Regions from separate parts of the Homo sapiens genome. Here region 2 is linked to region 1. Evidence: read pairs that join two places in POLR2A ChIA-PET (ENCODE). Cell type or tissue: GM12878. All regions are shown on one strand. Each heading gives the region's core, and the rest is flanking DNA. Links, peaks and the distances in the headings are about the cores only.

The links. Peaks named below come from ENCODE experiments on the same cell type or tissue, not always from the same donor. Only the 100,000 strongest peaks of a DNase experiment are listed, where the experiment ranks them.
Region 2: POLR2A ChIA-PET joins it to region 1 with 14 read pairs; 4 of 35 experiments call an interaction of 5 or more read pairs at or near these places.

The regions. Positions count from the first base shown.
Region 1 is chr22:22,106,736-22,117,641 of GRCh38, reverse strand. It overlaps IGL and the pseudogene ABHD17AP5. Among named protein-coding and RNA genes, the nearest start is that of TOP3B, 130 kb to the right of the region's middle. RefSeq lists a silencer at 5,910-5,979 and an enhancer at 6,300-6,379. In GM12878, for the core only: CTCF peaks have their summits at 6,573 and 7,606; DNase peaks (open chromatin) are centred at 6,041 and 6,471; H3K27ac peaks cover 2,026 bases.
Region 2 is chr22:22,037,439-22,048,344 of GRCh38, reverse strand. It overlaps the pseudogene PRAMENP, IGL and the pseudogene IGLV10-67. Among named protein-coding and RNA genes, the nearest start is that of TOP3B, 60 kb to the right of the region's middle. RefSeq lists an enhancer at 10,886-10,906. In GM12878, for the core only: a CTCF peak has its summit at 4,404; DNase peaks (open chromatin) are centred at 4,420 and 6,074; H3K4me3 peaks cover 1,600 bases; H3K27ac peaks cover 1,142 bases.

The sequences.
Region 1 (10,906 bases), core at 1,476-9,475:
ACCTGGGCCAGATGAGCAGCTTCTACATTGGCCTGGGCTCCCGCCTCCACTGCAACATCTTCTACGACTACTCCGGCTACGGTGCCAGCGCGGGCAGGCCTTCCGAGAGGAACCTCTATGCCGACATCGACGCCGCCTGGCAGGCCCTGCGCACCAGGTGAGGGCGACCCTGGGGGCAGCTCAGCCTGGGCACACCCAAGAGGGGACCAAGCCGGGGGCCGGGGGGCGGGCTTCCCTGGGAGGAAGTTGGGCGGCCCTGCAGGAGGGGAGCCACAGTGGATGCACAGGGCCAGAGAGCCGGACAGGCGAGCTGGGGTGTGCAGGTGCCACCTCCACATGGCTGAGGTGTGGCCAGGCGGTCCTCCCACACCCTGGCCTGTGGAGCCAGGCTCCCTGGAACCCCTGGCCTGAGGACGGGAAGGGGCTGAGCTTGTCACAGGGGCGTGGATGCCACCCGGTGGGAGGGAGTGGGTGGTGGTCTGGGGGTCTGTGCACGTGTGGCTGGGAGCCCATCTGCCGAGGCAGCACTTGGGGCCAAGTGAGGCGAGGCTGCTGCATCCAGGTCCCGAGGCCTGGCCCACGAGGCCCTGTGGCTGCGGAGCTTGGCCATCCTGGGGCAGGGCCTGCAGGGTAGGGTGCAGACCCCCAGCACACACCCGAGGTCTGGGCCAGCCTCGATTCCAGATCCAGCCCTCCTAGTCATCCAGGTCCCCAGCCCTGCGCTTGCCTGGGCCCTTCACCGGTGTTTGAGCACCGCCCGGGCCAGTGCTGCTTTGGACGAGGAGACCCGGGTGGGCCTCTGGTGGCCTTTCCTGCTCGCCATCCACTGGGGCTGTCTCGTCCTGGCCCTGCCCAGCCCACTGGTCTGACCTGCTCCTGCAGGGGACCAGGCACAACTCTGAGAAGTCAGAGGCCCTGGGGAGGTGGGGTCCTCGTTGCCTTGGTGATATTGCAGGCTGTCCCTGCTGTGGGCCTGGGAGCTGGTCCCCTGGCACCACCCTGGCTCTGGGGGCCTCCCAGCAGTGTGGGGCGCTGACACCAAGTACCACTTCATGCGACTTCCTCGGCCCCTCCTGTCTCTACTGCCTGGGCCACTGGCAGAGTCACACCCGCCATGGCCAGCTCTGAGCTCGTCTGCTCGGCCATCTGTCCTGCTGCCACTTTGTCCTGCAGGAACCTAGGCCCAGAGCTGTGAGGGGGAGGCCAGAGCGTGCCCAGGGCCTCCACTGGGGATGTGTCCCGTTCGTTTGAGTGGTGACATCCAGGTGGCAGCTGGGGGCTCCTGCCTGTAGCAGGTGACAGGGCTGGGCTGGCTCAGCACACTACTGACCATGGCTGCCAGGGAGCAGGCCAGGGAGGCCGAGGCAGAGCTGGGGCCACAGGCACCAGCCAGGCAGCATCCTTTGGGGCATGGGTGAGTGGCGAGCTGTGGAGTGCTGCCAGGAGGCTGGGATTCCAGGCCAGGGACGGGGACAGCCCGCTGGTGGAGTCCGAATGCCAGGCAGAGGGGACGCACACCTGCCCATGCTCCTGCCTTGCAAGAGGGCATCTACCTGGGATCAGAGCCTAGAGCGTGTGGGAGGAGAGTTGTGGGGTCCCGGCATGGGCAGGGTAGCAGGTGGGTCCCGCGTGGTTGGGACTGGGCACGAGGAGGCCTTGTAACTGGTGCTGGATCAGCTGGGTCAAGGGCCGCACACCAGTGACCTGGGGGTGAGGGTGCCCCTGGGTGGGAGCTGGTGGTGCTGAGGTGGCCAAGGACTTGTCCACTCCCAAGGGAAGGTGCTGGTGGGAGGGGGTGCCACCTCCGCAGCCACCACCTTCGATGCTGACCTGGGTTGCACTGGCATCTCATTGGGCGTGGGGACTCCGAGAGTCCAAAATTGGGTGGAGACATTTGGGGACACAGCTGCCTGAATTCCTCATGGCCAAGGGGGTGGGCAAGGGCTGCAGGAAGGAAGAGTGTCCGCTGTCCTGGCCAGTGCACCAGGAACGGCTTTCTAACCCGGGCAGGAAGGCGTGACGCATTCAGGATGTGGGGGGCACACAGTTCCCAGTGTGCACCTAGGGGTGACCAGGAGGAGAAGAGGCGCCAGGGCCTCCCCTACCCCCGCCCCAGGGGCACTCCGTAGGCGGGATCCCTGCAGATCCTTGCTAGGAAACGCCAGTGAACGGCAGCGCCAGGGAACGGGGCGGGGCCGCTGGCTTCGCCCACCGCCGTGGTGTTGGGGGGCTGGGGGTGGCCCTCGGGACTGGTGTGGAGCCTGGGCCTGACCCACTGACTTGGCTGAGTGGGGAGACTAGAGGGTCGCATCCGGAGCTGGGCCCGGGGACGCCCGCTGGTGGGAAGGGTGCGCGCGCGTCGGAGGCAGCGGCTGACCCTGCTCGGGCGCCGCCAGGTACGGCATCAGCCCGGACAGCATCATCCTGTACGGGCAGAGCATCGGCACGGTGCCCACCGTGGACCTGGCCTCGCGCTACGAGTGTGCCGCGGTGGTGCTGCACTGCCGCTCACCTCGGGCATGCCCGTCGCCTTCCCCGACACCAAGACCTACTGCTTCGACGCCTTCCCTAACATCGAGAAGGTGTCCAAGATCACGTCGCCCGTGCTCATCATCCACGGCATGGAGGACGAGGTGATCGACTTCTCACACGGGCTGGCGCTCTACGAGCGCTGCCCCAAGGCGGTGGAGCCGCTGTGGGTGGAGGGCGCCGGGCACAACGACATCGAGCTCTACAGCCAGTACCTGGAGCGCCTGCGTCGCTTCATCTCCCAGGAGCTGCCCAGCCAGCGCGCCTAGCGGCGGCCCCAACCGGCCAGACCTCAGCAATAAGGCGGTCCCCGGACCTCACCCCGCGCCGGCCCCCCAGGGGCTGCATGTGGACCCCCGGGCGGCCTAGGGGACCCTGCCCCGAGCCGGGGGCTGTGGACGATGTACAGGCAACAGAGCTACGCACTCCTTTCCTTTTGGAAGCAAGAAGAAAATAAGTGAAAACGGAAATTAAAGATTTAAAATTTTTAAAAAAAAGAAAAAGAAAATTTCAGTAAGAAAATAAACTGGTTGTCAAAAACACCTGTCTGTTAAAATTGGAATCAAACTGGCTGGGCGTGGTGGCTCACGCCTGTAATCCTGGCACTTTGGGAGGCCGAGGCGGGCAGATCACGAGGTCAAGAGATCAAGACCACGGTGAAACCCCGTCTCTACTAAAAATACAAAAGAAAATTAGCTGGGCACGGTGGCGGGCGCCTATGGTCCCAGCTACTCGGGAGGCTGAGGCAGGAGAATGGCGTGAACCCGGGAGGCGGAGCTTGCAGTGAGCCGAGATAGCGCCACTGTACTCCAGCCTGGGTGATAGAGCAAGACTCTGTCTCAAAAAAGAAAAAAAACAATTGGAATCAAACTTTTTCAAGAAGAGATGTACTTGGTTTCCTTGCGTAAATATTCAAAAGTTAATAGGATCTTTTTCACAGTTTAAAAAAATTAAACATAATTGTATTTAGTTTTATTGAATACTTATGTGGTGTATTACATATATTTTTGTTAATATTAAATTTTAAAAATTTTAAATTGTGCATTTTATATGATATATCATAGATTGTTGTTTTACTTTGAGTTTTCTCATTTAAAGTTATAACCAAAGTGACCCTATTATTCATTTTTTGTGCTATGCATTTAACATTTTCATATACTTCTTTTTTCCATTTTCAGCTAGTATGTATTGCATTGTATTTAAAACCACCACAAGAGGCAGGAAAATGGGGAGCTGTTATTCAATAGCTACAGTTTTGCAAGATGGATAATTTCTGCAGATCTGTTGCACAGCAATGTGAATATAGTTAATACTTATGATCTGTACACCTAAAATGATTAAGATGGTAAATTTTATATGTATATTTTTACTATAATTTAAAAATCACCATCACAGGTTTGAAATATAAATATAACTTATTTTGTATAATGTAGAGTGTGTTCACATCAATAAGAAAAACCTAATATACCGATAAGAAAGAAGGGTGGGGGTGTATCAGATGCAATCCATCCTGTCTCATGTCAGGCAGCCCTGAGAGGGATGTTGGAGTCATTGACCAATTGTCTTGTTTGACTCTCACTATAATTTGAAGCCATTACAAAGGCCCCATCCAGTCCTGGGGGGTGGAAAAGAGGAAGAAGGCAGGAGCTTCTAATGAACGATTGTCTGCACAGGCTCCTTCTTTCACCTGTGCAGAGAAGGGAGAAGCAGAGCAAGATGTCCCTAGAGTTGCTTCCTAAATACTCAGAGTGGGGGCACAACTCCCCTACAGATCTCTGATCTTCTGCCACTATTATGAAATGGAACTTGTTCATTTTAGTATCATCATCCTTATGTGTCCCCAGCCTCACTGAAATCTTGGCATGCGTATCAGATGAACTTGGGATGAAGGAGAGGGTGATAATCATGGGCCTGACAAAGTCGGTGGGGAGAGGCAGGTGCTGAGTGTCCTCTGCACACTGCGAAGTCACAAGCACAGTCATATTCCACTGTGGAAAAGACTGTTTGCCCAACATCCCTGGAACCACAAAGACCTGCATCCTCTGAACCTCAAGAGGAGTGAACAGTTCAGAGACAGGCTGGAATGAGCAGTTGTGAGGAAGGTGACCTCACTCACTCCTGGAGCTGGTCAGTGGAGCTGGGGTTGGGGCATGCTGGACCAACCAGCTGATCAGAAGTTCTCAGACCACACACATCTCTAAGTCAGGTCTAGGCCCTAGTTTGGACATGTGTATGGTTTGAATATCCCCTCCAAAACTCATGGTAGAATTTAATTATCATGGTAAAAGTAATTGGAGGCAGGACCTTTAAGAGGTGATTAGGTCATGAGGGTTCCACCATCATGAATGGATTAGTGCCCTTATCCTGGCAATGGGATAGATATCTCAAGAGTGGGCTCCTGATAAAAGGATAAAGTTCAACCCTATTTACTCATTTTCACACTCTTCTTTGCCCTTTTTCCCTGAGATAATGCAGCAGAAAGACCCTTGCCAAATTTCAGCATCTGCTTGTGGACTTCTAAGGCCACGGAAATCTCAACCAAATAAACTTTTAGTCTCAGTAAGTTACCCAACATATGATATTCTATTATATCAGAAGAAAATGGGGGAAATGGACTAGGACAGCACGTGTAGGTTATTCATCTCCTTCCTCTTCTGTAATCTTCCTGGAGGGAAACTTAGCTCTAAGAACTGACCTACTCCACTGTAGGCATCATAAGGGGAAAAGATATGAAAAATATATCAAATTAACATTTTAAGAAAAAAACACATTTTACATCTATATATCCTAGGAAAATTAGACACTGGCTGAAAAAGTAACAACAGGAATCAATCCCTGAGCCAGAGTTGGTCCCAGGCAGGACAGTGGTGATTGCACCAGGCAGAGAGAACACAGGGGAGGTCCTAGTCTCACTTCCCTGGGGTTCTGGAGCACTGTGGAAGTGCCATGGCTGCTGAGATATGTAGTAGCCTCATCCTCTGGCTGCAGCCCAGAGATGTGCAGAATTACTGCATTGGCTGAGGCATCTTTAGATTTAGAAAAGTGACCGGGGACCCTGGAGCCATGGTGCTTACTTGAGTCAGATTAGCAGACTGTTCTACACGTGCTGTCCTAGTCCATTTTCTCCATTTTCTTCTGATACAATAGAATACCATATATTGGGTAACTTACTGAGACTAAAAGTTTATTTGGTTGAGATTTCTGTGACCTTAGAAGTCCACAAGCAGATGCTGAAATCTGGCAAGGGTCTTTCTGCTGCATTATCTCAGGGAAAAAGGGCAAAGAAGAGTGTGAAAATGAGTAAATAGGGTTGAACTTTATCCTTTTATCAGGAGCCCACTCTTGAGATATCTATCCCACTGGAGATATATCATCTCTCAGGAGATACTAGAGAGCACTCCCTAGATGCTACTGGTAGCAGGATATGTGCTAGCCACCAGCAGTGAAGCCACAGCTCAGGGTAAATGTGAGCCTCAGAATTTCCCAGAGATGCAGAGAGGGAGGGTGGCTGAGTCAGAACAGGCCGAGGTGGGGGGAACCTGCAAACACAAATGCTCATGGGTGAGTAAGCAGGGATGAAATGTGAGAGTGGAACACGGGGCAAGAACTCAGACTGGGAGGCTTTCCCAGGAATCTGAGGCCTGTCCCTACCTGATAAGTGAGAGGGGAGCAGCAGGGAGGAGCAGGGGCCCCGGCCATGGTGGACACAGCCCTCCCGAGGTCCAGAGCTGGAGTGGCTGCCCTAGGCCTCTCTTATCCCCTCCACTGGCCTCACAGAGGAAGGGTTATGGATGCAAATGTGTCCCACCCACTGCCTGCCCCCACCCCACTCTATGCATTTATTCAAGACCTGGGGACTGGTGGATGAGAGAGTCTGGCAGGACCTGGGAGGAAGTGGGTGCTGGAACCACACCCAGAGAAGATGCAGCAGCTGAGTCGGCTTCAGTGAGTGCAGGCTCCACTGCCCAGCCCTGGGGAGTTTAGGGGTTGGCACAGCTATGAATAGCCACTGTGCAGACCGTGAGACAGACCCACAGTGCCCCTGCTGCTCACTGGCCAGACTGCAGTCTCAGTGGGAATCATGTGAGTGCAGTCATCTAAGGGCCTGGTCCAAACCATCCATGAGCCATGCCCCTGCTCTGTCCTGAGCTACTGGTATTAATAAACAGCCTTTTCATTGAGGGCTCCTGGATTACTAGAAGAAGGACATATGGGAAATATAACAATGGCCTAATGTGACGAGGCTACAGTGAGGGGAGAATGCAGACAGCTTCTGGAGCAAAGACCCGGGCAGCTCCTTCCACAGGGATCCACCTCTACTCACAGAATAGGAAGGAAAAACTTAACATCAGTTAGAAATACATAAACGAAGGCCTCAATTGTTTGTTCCTGTGATGATTCATTGGATGCGTTCATCCATGAATGCATACTCAAGCAACTACCCTTCAGGCTTGGGTTCCTGGTGTCACTGGATTGATTTTGTTAATCATGGTTTTCACGTATTTGTATGTATACTCTTTTTTCTCCATGTCATTCACTCAGTTAATAAGAGAGTTGTATTAATATCTGTGTATATGATTATGGATTGATTATTTCTCTTTTTAATTCTGCTAAAAGAGACAGTTTTGCTTCAAATACTTTAAAGCTATTTTATTAGGTGCATACAATTTACAGTTGTTATGTGTTGTCATTGAACACCTTATTTCACCAGTATAAAATGCCTCCCTTTTCTTGGAAAAAAATGTTTTTCATAAAAGCTTTCATACTAATACTAACTTTAGAGTAGGCAGATAGCTAGACAGAAGCAGGAGGGGCAGCCCCTGAGAAAAGGGAGTTCTGGAAAATCTCACACCCCAGAGACCACCCAAAGCACACATGCTAGATACGAACAGAGATTAGGGTAAATACCTATGCCAGAACAAAGCCCCTTAAGACACCCAGTATTCACTCACTCTGAAGTTAACCTGTCAGAATGTAGCTAGCTGCATGCTGATAATAGGGGTGAGAGCAAAGGAGAAATTTCTAAGAGAGATGCAGGTACAGTAAGTATAGATTTGACCACCATACAACCTTCCTGGGGTGGCAGTAATGAGCAATGCAGCCATTAGGTAGAATTCCTATCAAACACTGGGCCCATGTGTGTGTTAAGGGAGGGTCCCACAGCCTGGGCTGGAAACTATGTGGGGAAAAGGCAGGGACTTAAGGCTGAAGCAGAAAAACTAGAGAAAGAAAAAAAGGTGGAGACTTAAAACAGAGGTGGGAACTCCAAGAAAAAGTGCAATATCATAAAAACTCAGTGCACATTTCTCGGGCCGCTGGCTCATTCTCTATCAGCAGCCCGCTCTGCCTTATCTTCCAGAGTACACTGTCTCTCTAAATAAACTATTTGCTCTCTGTTTTTCTTCAGTAAATTCTCTTTTTTGCCTAAATTGTCTCTTGGCCAAAACTTTCTCCCAAGACAAAGGACAGAGGATTGCCATACTTGCTTTCTGTAAGTGGTTTCATGGTATTTTCTATCCCTTTTTCATGTTAATAAGAACGTTTAATGTGTGATATACCCTCTGAATAAAATTTTAAGTACATAATACAGTGTTGTCAGCTGTAAGCACAGTGTTGTACAGCACATCTCTAGAACTTGTTCATTTTGCAAACCTAAAGCTTCATAGCCCTTGAGCAGTGACTCCCCATTTCCTTCTCTCCCTACCCCTGGCAACCAGCATTCTACTCCATTTCTGCTCGGTTGAGTATATTAGACACCTCCTATAGGCCGGACGTGGTGGCTCATGCCTGTAATCCCAGCACTTTGGGAGGTCGAGGCAGGCGGATCACCTGAGGTCAGGAGTTCGAGACCAGCTTGGCCAACATGGTGAAACTGTGTCTCTACTAAAAATACAAAAATTAGCCAGGTGTGGTGGCAGGCACTTGTAATACCAGCTACTCAGGAGGCTGAGGCAGGAGAATCGCTTGAACCCGGGAGGTGGAGGTTGCAATGAGCTGAGATCGCGCCATTGCACTCCAACCTGGGTGACAAGAGCAAAACTCTGTCTCGAAAAAAAAAAATTAGATACCTCATATAAATGAGGCCGTGCAGCATTTCCCCTTCTAAGATTGGCTTATTTCACTCAGTGTAATATCCTCCAGGGTTTTCCCTGTTGCTGCATATGGCAAAATTTAATTATTCTTTTTTTTTTGAGAGACAGAGTCTCACTCTGTCACCCAGGCTGGAGTGCAGTGGCGCAATCTCAGCTCACTGCAACCTCTGCCTCCCGGATTCAAGAGATTCTCCTGCCTCAGCCTCCTGAGTATCTAGAATTACAGGCTTCTGCCACCACACCCAGTTAATTTTGGTATTTTTAGTAGGGGCGGGGTTTCACCATATTGGTCAGGCTGGTCTTGAACTCCTGACCTTGTGATCCGCCCGCCTTGGCCTCCCAAAGTGCCGGGATTACAGGCGGGAGCCACCGTGCCCGGCCTAATTCTTCTTGAATTTGAACAGCATCCATTGCAGCTATACACCACATTTTCTGTAAACATTCAATGATTAGTGGACCTTATGCTGTCTCCATGTCTTTGAAATTGTGATTAATGCTGCATGAATAAAAATGTGCAAATATTTCTGCAATATCCTGATTTTCATTCTTTTGGATGTATGCTCAGAAGTGCTTTTTATTTAAAGAGTGTATCTTTTAATTTAGTTTGTCAATCCAAGTGAGGCCTGGTGGAGCTCTATCACTTCAGTAACAAGAAATTGAGAAATGTCCCCTGTCCCTGCTTTTCACAGGTTTCGTCTCAGCTCTTCAGCCTCCTGCCTCTTATGGGTTGGAAATCCACATCTGTCATAATGAGGACTAGTGTGGGCTTGAAATCATCAACCTCTACTTTCTTTTTCATCCCTGTGTTATTATAAATTATGGTTTTGGTCTTTGACCCCATTTCTTGTTATACAACTCCTAAAATACTTAAAATCACCAGAGTCTTTTTGTATGCTAATGAGATGACTGTTGGCTGACAGTCCCTAGGTAACTTCAGGATGGGGGCAGGTCACAAGAAAGACCAAGGCAGGGTTAGAGGGATGGGACTTTCAGCCTCATCTCCCAACCTCTGTGGAGGGGAGAGGGGCTGCCGATTATTCACCAATGGGCAGTGGTTTACTCCATAAAGCCTCGGTGAGGAAGCGTCCATAAAATAACCCAAATGGAGCTAGGCTGGGAGAACTTCTGGAAGGCTGAACACATGAAGATTACTGGACGGTGGTGCACCACTTCCCATACCTTGTGCTATGCATGTCTTCATCTATATGCTTGGTTGTATCCTTTTTAATAAACCTGTAAGTGTCTACTGAGCTCTGTGAGCCATTCTAGCAAATTAATAGAAGCCAAGGAGATGTTGTGAAATCTTCAACTTACAGCTATTTGGACAGAAGCACAGGTAAAGCAATCTGAGGCTTGGGATTGGCGTAAGTAGTGGGGCACAGTCTTGGGGAAATAGCCCTCAAACTGTAAGATCTGACCCTGTCTCCATGTGGATAGTGTCAGAATTGCATTCAATGAGAGGGCACCTGTGTGGTGTCCGCTGCAAAACCAATGGCTTGCTTTCTAGGGGGTGGGGAGAAATCCTACACATTTGGTCATGGAAACGTGTTGATTGTTGTGGTGTGAGAGCAGGGCAAAGATGGTTTTTGTATTTTCCACTCAACCCCAAAGGCACTGAATTATACTCAAAGCTCTTTCATTAGCCTTTGGCATGACCTAGCCTTTGGCATGACCAAGTGTATTTTCATTGTGTAGCCTGTGCTTCCTCTTGTCTTTTCCTTTGTGGGGTCCCAATCATCCGTTCTAAGGAATGTTCCTGCTCCATTTGTGGACAGTCACAGAACCCACAGACTTCACAAACTGCCTTAGGTGGAAACAAGGAGCATTAATATGTGTGAATTCCCTCTTTGACTCCACAAACCTTAGCACCTTTTCCTGGCCCATAAGCTGACTAGTCCCCTGACCCATAACTTGTCCTGAGCATGAACATAAACTCACATCAAGGCCATATGCCCAGACACATGGGATGACCAAAAGTATTTTCCACCTGAGCTGCCTTGCCTGCCTGTGTGGCAATGACCAGGCTAAGATGTTAATCTTAATAGCTCAGTATAAATATTGGCTGGATAGAAGGTCACAAATTCAGTGAAGAGTCTCAGATCCTTGTTCCAGGATGGGGAAATGCCTGCAGAAATTTTTCCTGATTGTGGTTTTGGTGACAAGAGGGAAGAGTAGGTCTAGAGGTCATAGCGTGGGATCAAACAAGAGACTTGTGCCTTATTTCCCTGTGGGGCAGATGCTGTGGGTTAGCACTGGGTTCCTTCCGCATCCTGATCAGCAATCAT
Region 2 (10,906 bases), core at 1,843-9,842, 70 kb after region 1:
ATTTATTATATATTAATATTAGTATATGATATAATGTAATTAATATATATTATATATATTTATAGATAGATGTTAATTTTGTCATTGTGGCTCCCCACATTCACTTATAATTTCCATAGCACTCAGTACTGGCTAGGCTTGGATGCAGTGAGAAATTGACAGAAATCTTGGTGACTCACAACGAATGTATATTTCTCACTCCTCCACCATTCCCATCTCTGATTGAAATGCTTGGGGCTTCAGTTCACTTCACCTTCATCCCAGGATGCAGGATGGTTGAGAGAATTCTGTGAGAACACTGTGGGTGTTACGTCAGAGATGATAGAACTTGACAAAGCACAGGCTAATCTTACATCTACTGCTCAGAAATTACACCTCTCATTTCTGTTCATCTTATTGGCCAATACTAGTTACATTATCACTCCTCCGTTCTGTAGGAAGAAGGGGCCGAGGTAATACTCCCACAGAGAATAGTGTTCCAGACTGTGAAGAGAACTTGAGTGTTACTATATCCCCATTACAGGTAATGAAGAAACTGGCCTAAGGAAGTGTTAAATAGATTGTCACAGACTGTGCTCTGCAGTAGAACTTTATGCCATGGTGGAGATGCCCTGTGTCTGAACTCTCCAGCATGAGAGCCATGGATGGAGAGCATGAGTCCAGGAGGCAGGTGAAATGAAGCTGGTGTGGCTGAGGAATATTTTTTAAAGTTTATTTAGTTTTAATTAATTAACTTTGAAATATACATATCAACATGCAGTTCATGGGGACTGTACTGGGTGGAGCAAGCCCAAAAACACAAATGGCAGCTGGTAAAATTTGCATCCAGCGCTAGGGCTAAAAAAAGGACTTCACTGACTGCTCAGTTCTGAGGCTGCTCTTGTCTACTGTCGTCTACCCATTCTAAAATGTAAACTCCACACATACGAGGCCTTGTCATAATTTTGTACACCATGCTTGAAAAGCAACCCCTAAGAGGATAAGTAGAGAAGAATGTGTTATGTTTTAGGTGTTTTACCTAAAAATTTGAATTAGCAATTATGCACACAGTTTGGTCAAATGTTTCACTCCACACTCTGGTCAGCAAGAGATGCTGTACATTGGGTAGCAGGTTTTCTGAACTAATGGTGTTCAGAGGATTATTCATCTGTCAACATAACCTTTGGAGTTGTATCCCACACATTTGTTTAAGAGGAAATTTGGAACTATCGAGATATAATGCATGTAGCCTTATATTCAGTGGAATGGGATAAGGAGGGTTCAACACAAAAGGCTGCCCAATACGTGAAACCATGTCCTTTTAATCCAGTGGTTCTCAGACAAGGGTGATTCTGCAGTGCTGTCTCCCTAGGATATTTTGCAATGTCTACATTTTTTGCTTGTTTGTTAGAATTTGGGAATTAGGGTGCTATAGGCATCTGATGTGTGAGTCCCAATAATCTTATAAATGTCCAACCATGAACAGAACAGCCCCCCTCACACAATGAATGACCCAGTGCACAATGTTAAAATGACAATGTTCAGAAGCCATGTTTTAAACTAAATATTCTTCATAAAGTAATTTCACAGGGACCAGAAAAACCATCCATGAAGACAAGAAAGAAAAAGTTGTGTATTTTGGAAAGAAAATAGAGAGACACATAAACAGAAAATTTGAATTCAAACATTCAAACAGGGGACAGGAAAAAGCAACCCATGCTGGTGGGGAGAGGCTGATGGCAGACTCAGGGTGAGGGCGCTCTGGGGAGTTTTCCTGTCACTGCCCAATGGGCCTGCAGCACTGTGAGATTGTAGCTTTCATCATGAGACTGACAGGAGAAGTCAGCCTCATCTCCAATCCGCAGCCCAGAGACGGTCAGGGAGGCAGAGTTGGGGGAGCTGTCCATGGAGCCAGAGAACTGATCAGAACTAGGTAAGTGACATGAATATTTGACATAAGACATGAGAATGGAAAGTAAACAGGAGAGTTGAATTTAAAAGCGTTTTGGAGAGAGAATCCACATGGCTGGTGACCAGTTGGATCACTGGGTAGGGTAGAGAAAAGAGTCCAAATAAATTGGAGGTTTCTCATTTTGTGGACCAGTTGTGCAGGCTGCTCTTAACTTTGGTAGGAGATTTTAAATAGAACCTAATTATGACACATTGGTAAGAGTTTATTTTCCTATTTCAGAAAGGCAAGCACCAGGCAATGAAGCAGGTGCGGCTATGACAGTGAAGCTTTGCCACCTATTATCACAGACACACAGTCACACACGGTGGACTCTGTCCATGTGATGAGTTGTCAGACTGAAATGCAGTGAGGGATCCCCGGCTACCTATGGGGGCCACAGAAGAGACATAAAAACCTTTTTAAGTGAGAAAGTCCTCATTAAATTATTGAAGGTTTTATGCAATTCTTTGTGCAATATATATTTATAAAGAACATACTAACATCAGCTTGGTGCCAAATAACAATGTCATCTGAAGAGCCGGGAGGGAACCCCACACTCTGGTGTGCTCACTTCAGTGGTTCTGTTAGGGATGAGGATGGTGAGCCTGCTTTTAGCTTTCCTGTTTCCCAGGGTTTTCCCCTGGGAGATGGCGTCAACACCACCTGCTACTACTAACACAAGTAGTCAGCCAGCAGGCTCCTCTCTGCTGGCTACTTCACACTTTCCCCTCTAGCCTCTGGCACCTCTTTCCACATATTCCTTCTATTGTCCCTGATTTATCTTGTCAATGACATCAGAAGATAACTCAACAAGCTTTTCTACCCACTCTGAGCTTTTCGAGTGTTGAAGGTGAGGGGCCACAATTTAATCAACTCTAGGTATTCACATTTCCTTTGTTTTATTTTATTTTATTTTATTTTAGGCTGAGCCTCACTCTGTCACCCAGGCCAAAGTGCAATAGTGTGATCTTGGCTCACTGCAACCTCCGCCTCCTGGGTTCAAGTGATTCTCCTCCCTTAGCCTCCTGAGTAGCTGGGACTACAAGCATGCACCACCACACCTGGCTAATTTTTGTATATTTAGTAGAGATGGGGTTTCTCCATGTTGGCCAGGCTGGTGTCGAGCTCCTGACCTCAGGTGATCCGCCCACCTCGGCCTCCCAAAGTGCTGGGATTACAGGGTTGAGCCACCATGCCCGGCCCACATTTCCTTTATATTGCACCTGGCATTCACAATTATGTCCTCTAATCTTTTACCTATTAGATTGCTCTCAAATACTTGTATTTTATTTCATTGATTAATCTTCTCCTTACAGAACAATTTTCCACTTACTATGCTTATAGGATGCATTAGGTATTAACTTCACAGTAAGAATCAGAGTTTCTTAAGAAGTGTAACTTTTCTAATAAAGTATATTTTAATTGTTGGTAAAAGTCTAAAATCTCACATGCCAAATAAACAAATAGGGGTCTCTGCAAAGAGAAAAAGGCCCTTTGATCAATGTGTTTCTATGTTGTGGTTGTATGGGGGTCATCTAAATGATGGGTGAAGATGGGGTTGGGGTTGCTACTCACTTCATTGGAGGAGCGGGCAGAAACCTGCCTCTGCATTGCAGTTGCATAGGACACAGTGCTCTCTCCTGGGTTGTATATTAACAAGTCAATGTCCCTGGAGCCATGTGGGGGGCAAAGATGTGGGGGGCTTTGGTCCGCCATTAGAAATGTGGTGCTGTCACACATGCATTTTTATCTCGATGGAAAACTATCTTTAAACCAGATATTTTCCCCAAAATATCAAAAATCATTTTCAACTACAAGCTAACGCTCCCACTTCATTTGTTCTTTCCAGATACTGCCTGAGGTATGTCAGAGGATAAGGAAAGGGCACAACAAGAGCACACACATGGGATCATTGTCTTGTGTGGGTGTTGGGGGCAAACAGGGACGTGGGGCCCAGGAAGCCTCAACTAAGTGTGAGGAACAAGTCTGGGTCTGTAGAAGGAATAAAGAGAGCTCTGTGACAGAGGGAAAGGGGATTCTAATGAGAGGACAGGCATGGGCCCAGGTCATAAGAAGGTGGGATAAGCTTGAGGTGACCCTGCTGAACACACACTCAAAGGCAGACCACCGGAACCTCTGAGCATTTAGTCCAGCATCTCCAAATAAAAGAGAAGGAAAATCTGGGAAAATAAATATTTCCTTAGTTTACCCTTGCATTCATTTTTACTACTGATTAATGCATGTGTATGTTCATGTAAGTATCTAGCCACAAATATATTCACAACAATGTTTCCTATAAATATTCATTAATACTGCAGATTTAGTTATTTTAACTTATGATATTATTTTTAATAGTTTTGAATAGCACACACTTTGTCACGTGGAAACCAGCCCTTGTCATTTTTGGTTTAGTTTAAACAGTGCTCTATGACGCCCCCGCATACCGAGTGAAGCTAGGGGAGCTCCTGAGTTTTCGTCTCACTTCCCCTGAGGCGCTGTGTGAGCACTGAGGCTGCTGTCCCAGGCTGAGCAGTAATAGGCAGGCTTGTCCTTGGTCTGGAGGCCAGAGATGGTCAGAGATGCCATGTTCCTAACCGGGAGCCAGGGAATCTCTCTGAGATCCCTGAGAGTTGGCTGTTTTTCCTGTTGATCAGGTGTTTGGGGGCATGGCCCTGGTGCTGCTGCGGCCAGACAGCTCCATCTTTGCCAACATTGTTGCTGTCCCCAGTGCAGGTGAGTGTGGTTGTCTATCCCAAGCCCTTGGATACAGAGAGCTGCTGAGTCTGCCCTGCCTGGGCCACAGACACTGCAGGGGGACAGAGAGGGCCATGAGAGCAGGTTTACAACCCAGTGAGCCAGAGAGTGAGGGGGTATGGAGCAGAGCTGGGTGTGGATCCCCCGACATAAGGTTCTTTCTCACCTGAATAGTGAGGGTGGAGATGGAGGAGAGGAGCCCAGAGCATAGTGCAGATTTCCAGCTTCCTGGAGCACTGCTTTGGAAACTGAGCTCCTCTAAGTACCTTTGTATCTCCCAAAAACGTCGTAAGGTAGAGTCACTGTATTCACATAAGACCTTGCTATGTGTCTCTTACTTGTCCACCCTGATCTGGGTACTCACAGGTCAGAAGGAGAAAAGATAAAGAGGAGATGAGCTGACCCAGTGGGTGGAGGTGGCCTGGCTCATTATGACTCTGGGTCGGGGCAGGTCAGTGTTGCATCCCAAACCTAGTCCAGTGAGCTGATGGCTGAACTCCCTTGGAGGCCCTGAGTGGTTTTCATTTGGGCAGGATCATCTCAGTGATGATCCTCACTGTCCTCAGACCCAAAATATTTCCTGCCTCTCTGCCACATCCGGGCATTTCAATGAGAGGAGCATCGGTTGTCCTGATCCTCTTTTCTGAAGCTGTTCATGAGGTTGGAGAGGAATCCAGGGTAGCTGGGAATTCTAAACAAAGCACTCATCAGGCTTAGCGATGCCCTTCTTACTAACAAAACGTTTGTCTTTCAGCTGTATCACCACATACATTGTGATTTCACTTAAGTCATCTATTAATATTCATTTTCTGTTTTAATTTTTTTATGAAAGCAATGCTCACAGGGTTGAATCGCATTCATTTTATTGGCACTCATATCTTCAGCTACTGAAATAACTCTCTATTGTTTTAAATTATCTTTTAACCTTCGTATGTGTTTCCATCTTTTTCAGAGGCTCTTACATAAGTGTATATAATGTGCTTCCAGTCTAACTTTCAAATAGCTCATGGTATAAACTTAAAAAAAATTATAGTGCATGTTCATATTTTAAAATAATTTATTTCTTTAGCTCTTGGCTTTTTAATTTTATTTATATATTTATTGCCTTTGAAACTCATAATAATACTTTTATTTTATTACTTCCAACTAGTTAGCATTCCATCAGCTAACTGCAGGTTATAAATTCCCCTTGTGTTTGACAACTAGCTTGTTTTTTATACTTTTCCCCTAGTAAGGACCTTCTCATAAACATTTCCTTGTGTCTCTGTACAGAGTGGACTTGGTGCAAGACAGATGCTCACCCTCTTAAGGTATCTTCGTGCTGAGGGACTTTGCTCAAAATAGCTGAATTTGTTTTTACAACCTGCTGTGAGTGAGAGTTTGGGATTCCCCACATCCTCACTGGCATCTTTTTTTTTTATTTAAATTTGCAATATCATTTAACAGCTTTCCACCCTCAGTGGCTTCATGTCTTACTCAGAAGTATGCCCACAGGAATCAAAGGTCACTCAAATCCCACATTATCTACCTCTTCTCTCTCTTTTATCTTTCTGGCCCAGGCTCTAACACTCTAAACTTTCTTTTCTTGGTTTCTCTACAAAAGGGCTTCTCACTCCCTTCTTGCTCTTTTCTTACTCTCTTTGCTTTTTGCAAGGCCTGGAAAGCTCCCCATGCACAGACATGCTTGGCTCATTCCACAATTTCTACTTGAAGATCTTATTCCCTTCTCTTTGTCTCTGGTGGAATTTAACATATTTTGATGTCACATTTATCTGCTCTCATTTTGAGACCCGTGAATGGCTTGTTTGTGTCCTTTGAACATTTTTACTGGGTTTCCTTTTTTTCTGTCTTCGCTCATTTCAAAGTTGTCTTCTGGATGCAAACAGCAATACTTTGTCCTTGCCAATGTCTTTCCACTCTTGCATATCCTTCTCTCTTTTTACCAACTGTGGTCCTCTTTGGGAAAAAAAAAGCTTCAAATAATTGCAACCAAATACTTCAAATTTTCTTTTATGAATTGACTTTTGGGTTTATTTAAGAAGTACTTTCTCATATGAAATAAAAATAATATTTCTATTTTTCCAAACTAAAGTTTTTAAACTTTTTCTTTTCTAAATTATATTTTAAATCTGTTTGGATTTTTTAATAAAAGTATGAATTAGGTACTCTACTTAATTTTATGAACAGAGTTAGCCATATTTCCAAGGTCACATAAAAAATCATCAGTCCTATCTACTCTAATTTTTAAGAGAATTATGTAAATGTCAAGATCTCAATCATGCATGATTTTAGCTAATATTGCTTGGTCAAATAACTCAATATCTGGTATCACTTCCATTACAAATTTTTGGTAAATAATCTTAGGTAATTTTTATCTCAATTTTCAATTTGAGTTTTAAAATAAGTTAAGCAGTTTCCTAAAATATTACTGAAATTTTAATTACACTTATATTAATTTGATGGATTAATCCTAGGACACTGCCATCTTTACAATACTGATTTATACAATCCATGACATAGTATAACTCTTATAGTGTATTGGTATTTTGTATTTTTTAACATTGTTTATTATTTTCTCCTATTAACCCCTTATACATTCATTGTCACATCATTTAAATACATTTTTATAATTTTTAGTTAATATGCATTATCTGTGTTGTACTTTTTAGAATAAAAAAGAAAAGTTCAGCAGCAAGGCCTCTATTCCATGACCATAATCCCATAGTGCTGCTTTTGTTGGGGCTTCAGGAGTCAGTAGTGAAAGGGAGAGTGACAGATGAGAAAATAGAATTAGTTAAATCTGAGTTCCTTTTCCAGTCGCTAGAGACACATGTGAGACCCAAGGATGCTGTGCCAGCTCAAGGGTGGTCTCCATGTCTTTCTTGCTTTCTGATGTGGCTGGAATTAGCCTCCCTCCATCCACACCATTATCTTTCTGAACAGGTTCTGCAACTCCAGGGACAGGACATGTATTACCCAAACCAGTCTGACAGTTCACCCCAGTCACCACGATGGTGTCAGGGGACATGGTGTGACTGATCTGGTCAAGTTGTCCTGAAGGCCAGAATTCCTGATCAGTGGGTCAGGGATGGCAGGTCTCGATCATTCTGGGGGGATTGTGTGCAAATTGAAATCCTGGGACTGAGGAGGTAATTTGCTCCCATGTGAGCATTCATCCAGGGGCAAGAAACGGTCATGAAGAAAGAATATCTCAAAGAAGTCTAAGAGGGAGATTCCTCTCTTGCCATCTTGAATGAAAAAGTCTCTTTGATACCTTTGACAAAGGCTAACAGGCAGTTTGATATTTCCGTTGGAGTAATGAGCTCAGGGCCTCCCCCAGCCCCCTTGCCCATGAAGGCTCCTTCTGCAGCGTGACTCAATACCATCCTGTCCATGTCCTAAGGCCAGCCTTGAGCCCTCTCCCCTCACCCAGGCTTCAGTCCCTCCTCCCCACAAACATATGCTGGGTATAAACAGTCTCCCCCAGTGACCCTAGTTGGACCCACAGCCATCATGCTTCCCACCTCCTTGTCCATCTTGTCTGAGGCATCTGGACTTTTCTTCACAAACTTAGCTCAGATCCTCTGTCTTCCTTGTCCAACCCTCTGATGGCTCCTCTACCACCATTACTGAGCTCTCCTCTCCTCTCCTCACTAAGTGATGACATCTTATTGTATTGATATTATTACTCAATTGTCTCATCTCTTCCACCAGATGGTGTCTGGTCCATGAGGACAGGGACACTTCCTGTCTTGTCCACCCTGTTTCTTGAGCCCCTAGACCTAAGGCTGGCACATAGTAGGTGCTAATTGAATGGTGTGGATGGACAGACGTCTGGCAGTTGAGGCTCTTTGGTCAGACACAGTGGGTGCTGTGTTCCTGGTCCTGTCCTGATCCATGATGGACTTGGTTCCCAGGGAAGCCTGACCCTGGTATTGAGGAATTGATATGGCTTGGCTCTGTGTCCCCACCCAAATCTCATGCTGAGGAGGGGCTGGTAGGAGGTGATTGGATCGTGGGGGCAGATTTCTTTCTTGCTGTTCTTAAGATTCACTATCATGAGTGAGTTCTTGTGAGTTCTGGTTGTTTAAAAGTGCGTAGTATTTCCCCTTCTCTCTCTCTCCTGCTCTGCCATATCAAGATGTACTTGCTCCCCTCGTCCTTCCTCCATGATTGTAAGTTTCCTGAGGCCTCCAATTCATGCTTCCTGTACAGCCTGCAGAACTGTGAGTCAATTAAAGACTGTGAGCCTTTCTTCATAAATTACCCTGTCTCAGGTAGTTCTTTATAGCAATGTGAGAATGGACTAATATAGATATTTATTTCAATATATGACAGTATGACAATTTATTATTGCCAAGGGTTGGATATGGGGGTAGAATTGAGAGAGGACTGGGAAACATTATTTAGACCATGTTTGCTTCAGTGCTTCTCATACTCCACATTTTGTCCACCAAAAAAAATCACAGTTAAGCACTTATTTGGTGAATGGGTTGGGGGCTGCACAGGGAAACTCTGTCACTGGAAAGACAGCATATCTTTGTCTTCCTTCCCCGGTGGCCTACAGTTCTGTGTGAGCATTAATGCTTGTGTGCCAAGATAAAGAAAAATAGTCAGCCTTATCCCCAGACTGGAGCCCAGAAATGCTCAGCGAAGCCTGTGAACCAGGACAGAACCCTGAAGGCCAATGGCTGTTTTCACAAATGAGGAGCTATGGAGCCATTCCTGGGAGCTGCTAGTACTCATTAACATGAAAACCACCCCCAGTGCTGGTGGCACTTCCAGTGCAGGAGATAGTGACCCTCTATCTTGGGGCCCCTGCCACTGATGGAGGTTGAGTCAGCACAGACTTGGCCCAGGACCCTGGAAGTGGAAGAGACACAGAAGTGGTGATACTGTTCTAGAGACAAGATGAGAAAGCAGAGTCCCTTGGGCTTCCCAGGGCTCCTCCCCTGGGCCTGTGTCTAGTCACCTGTACAGTGAGTGAGGAGTATGAGGAGGAGAGGGGACCAGTCCATGGTGGAGATTGGCCTGATTCCTGCCTTCTGTGCCTACAGCTACCGCAGAGCTTCTCCCAATCTTTCTCCCTCTCTTTATACTCTTTGAGGAAAAAAATCCACCTATGCAAGTGACAACCTCTCAGCTTTTTGATCCCACTCTGTGTTTGGGTCAGGATCAGGGCCCTGTGCCTTTGGGGATCAGGGGAATGAGCAGGAGTGGAGCTGTGTTGTCCCAGGGGTTTGGAAGTTCACAGCTGTGAGGACTTAGCAGAGGGCAGGAGTCAGAATAGGTGGATGATGCCAGCTCTGAGCACACACACACCCTTCAGGAATGGACCCCAAACACTCTCTGTTGTCCAGCCCCAGACACACTACTGGCTGATATGCTAACCATTCAAGTTTAATACCATCATGGAAGTAAAATAAATTGTAAGATTTATTTTTCAGAAACACAGTAGTCTAGGTAATTTTTGTAAAGATAATATATATTGCAACAAAATAATTGAAGCTCTCTGAGTCCAATTTCAAATATGATAGAGATCTCAAGTATGACACTGAAGGAGAAAATATAATTGACTAATATCCTATGGCTCTTGGTGTTTATTTATGTGAGGCAGAATGCAGTGGAGAAACCCTGTGAGCAGTCTGTGCAGTGACTCAGTCTGATAAGAGAGCAGAATCCACTGAATACATGTTGTCCCTTCATTCTGTGCCTCCCATAATGCATTGTGCCACACCAGCCTATTGTGACTCTCAGCGGGGACTCATGAATTCAATACCATGTCTTCTGTCTGCATTGGGTGAAAAACCTGTAGGTTTGTCTGTAGAGTGGGACACTGGATCATTGGATTTCACAGCCAGGCAGGGGAGCTGGACTAAGTTATTCTTACTGTCTCTCAATCAACACACTTCAGTCTCCTCAGATTCTGGTTTTTCGTGTTTGTTTGTTTTGGTATTGAGATAGGATTACTTTTATCTTACACTCATGAGATTGAAAAAATAACAAACATTATTTGTTTAAAATGTAAATTATTTTCACTGTCTCCAGCTAGGGTACTGTCAGGCTAGATAATACACCATTTTTTTGTTGAAAGAAAGTAAGGAAGGCCTTCTGTCCTGCATTGTTCCATCACCACTAACATCATTGTGAAGAGGTCACCAGGGGACAATGTGAAACTTCTGAGGTCAGCAAGGCCTGAAGCAAACTCAAATGGTTCCTATT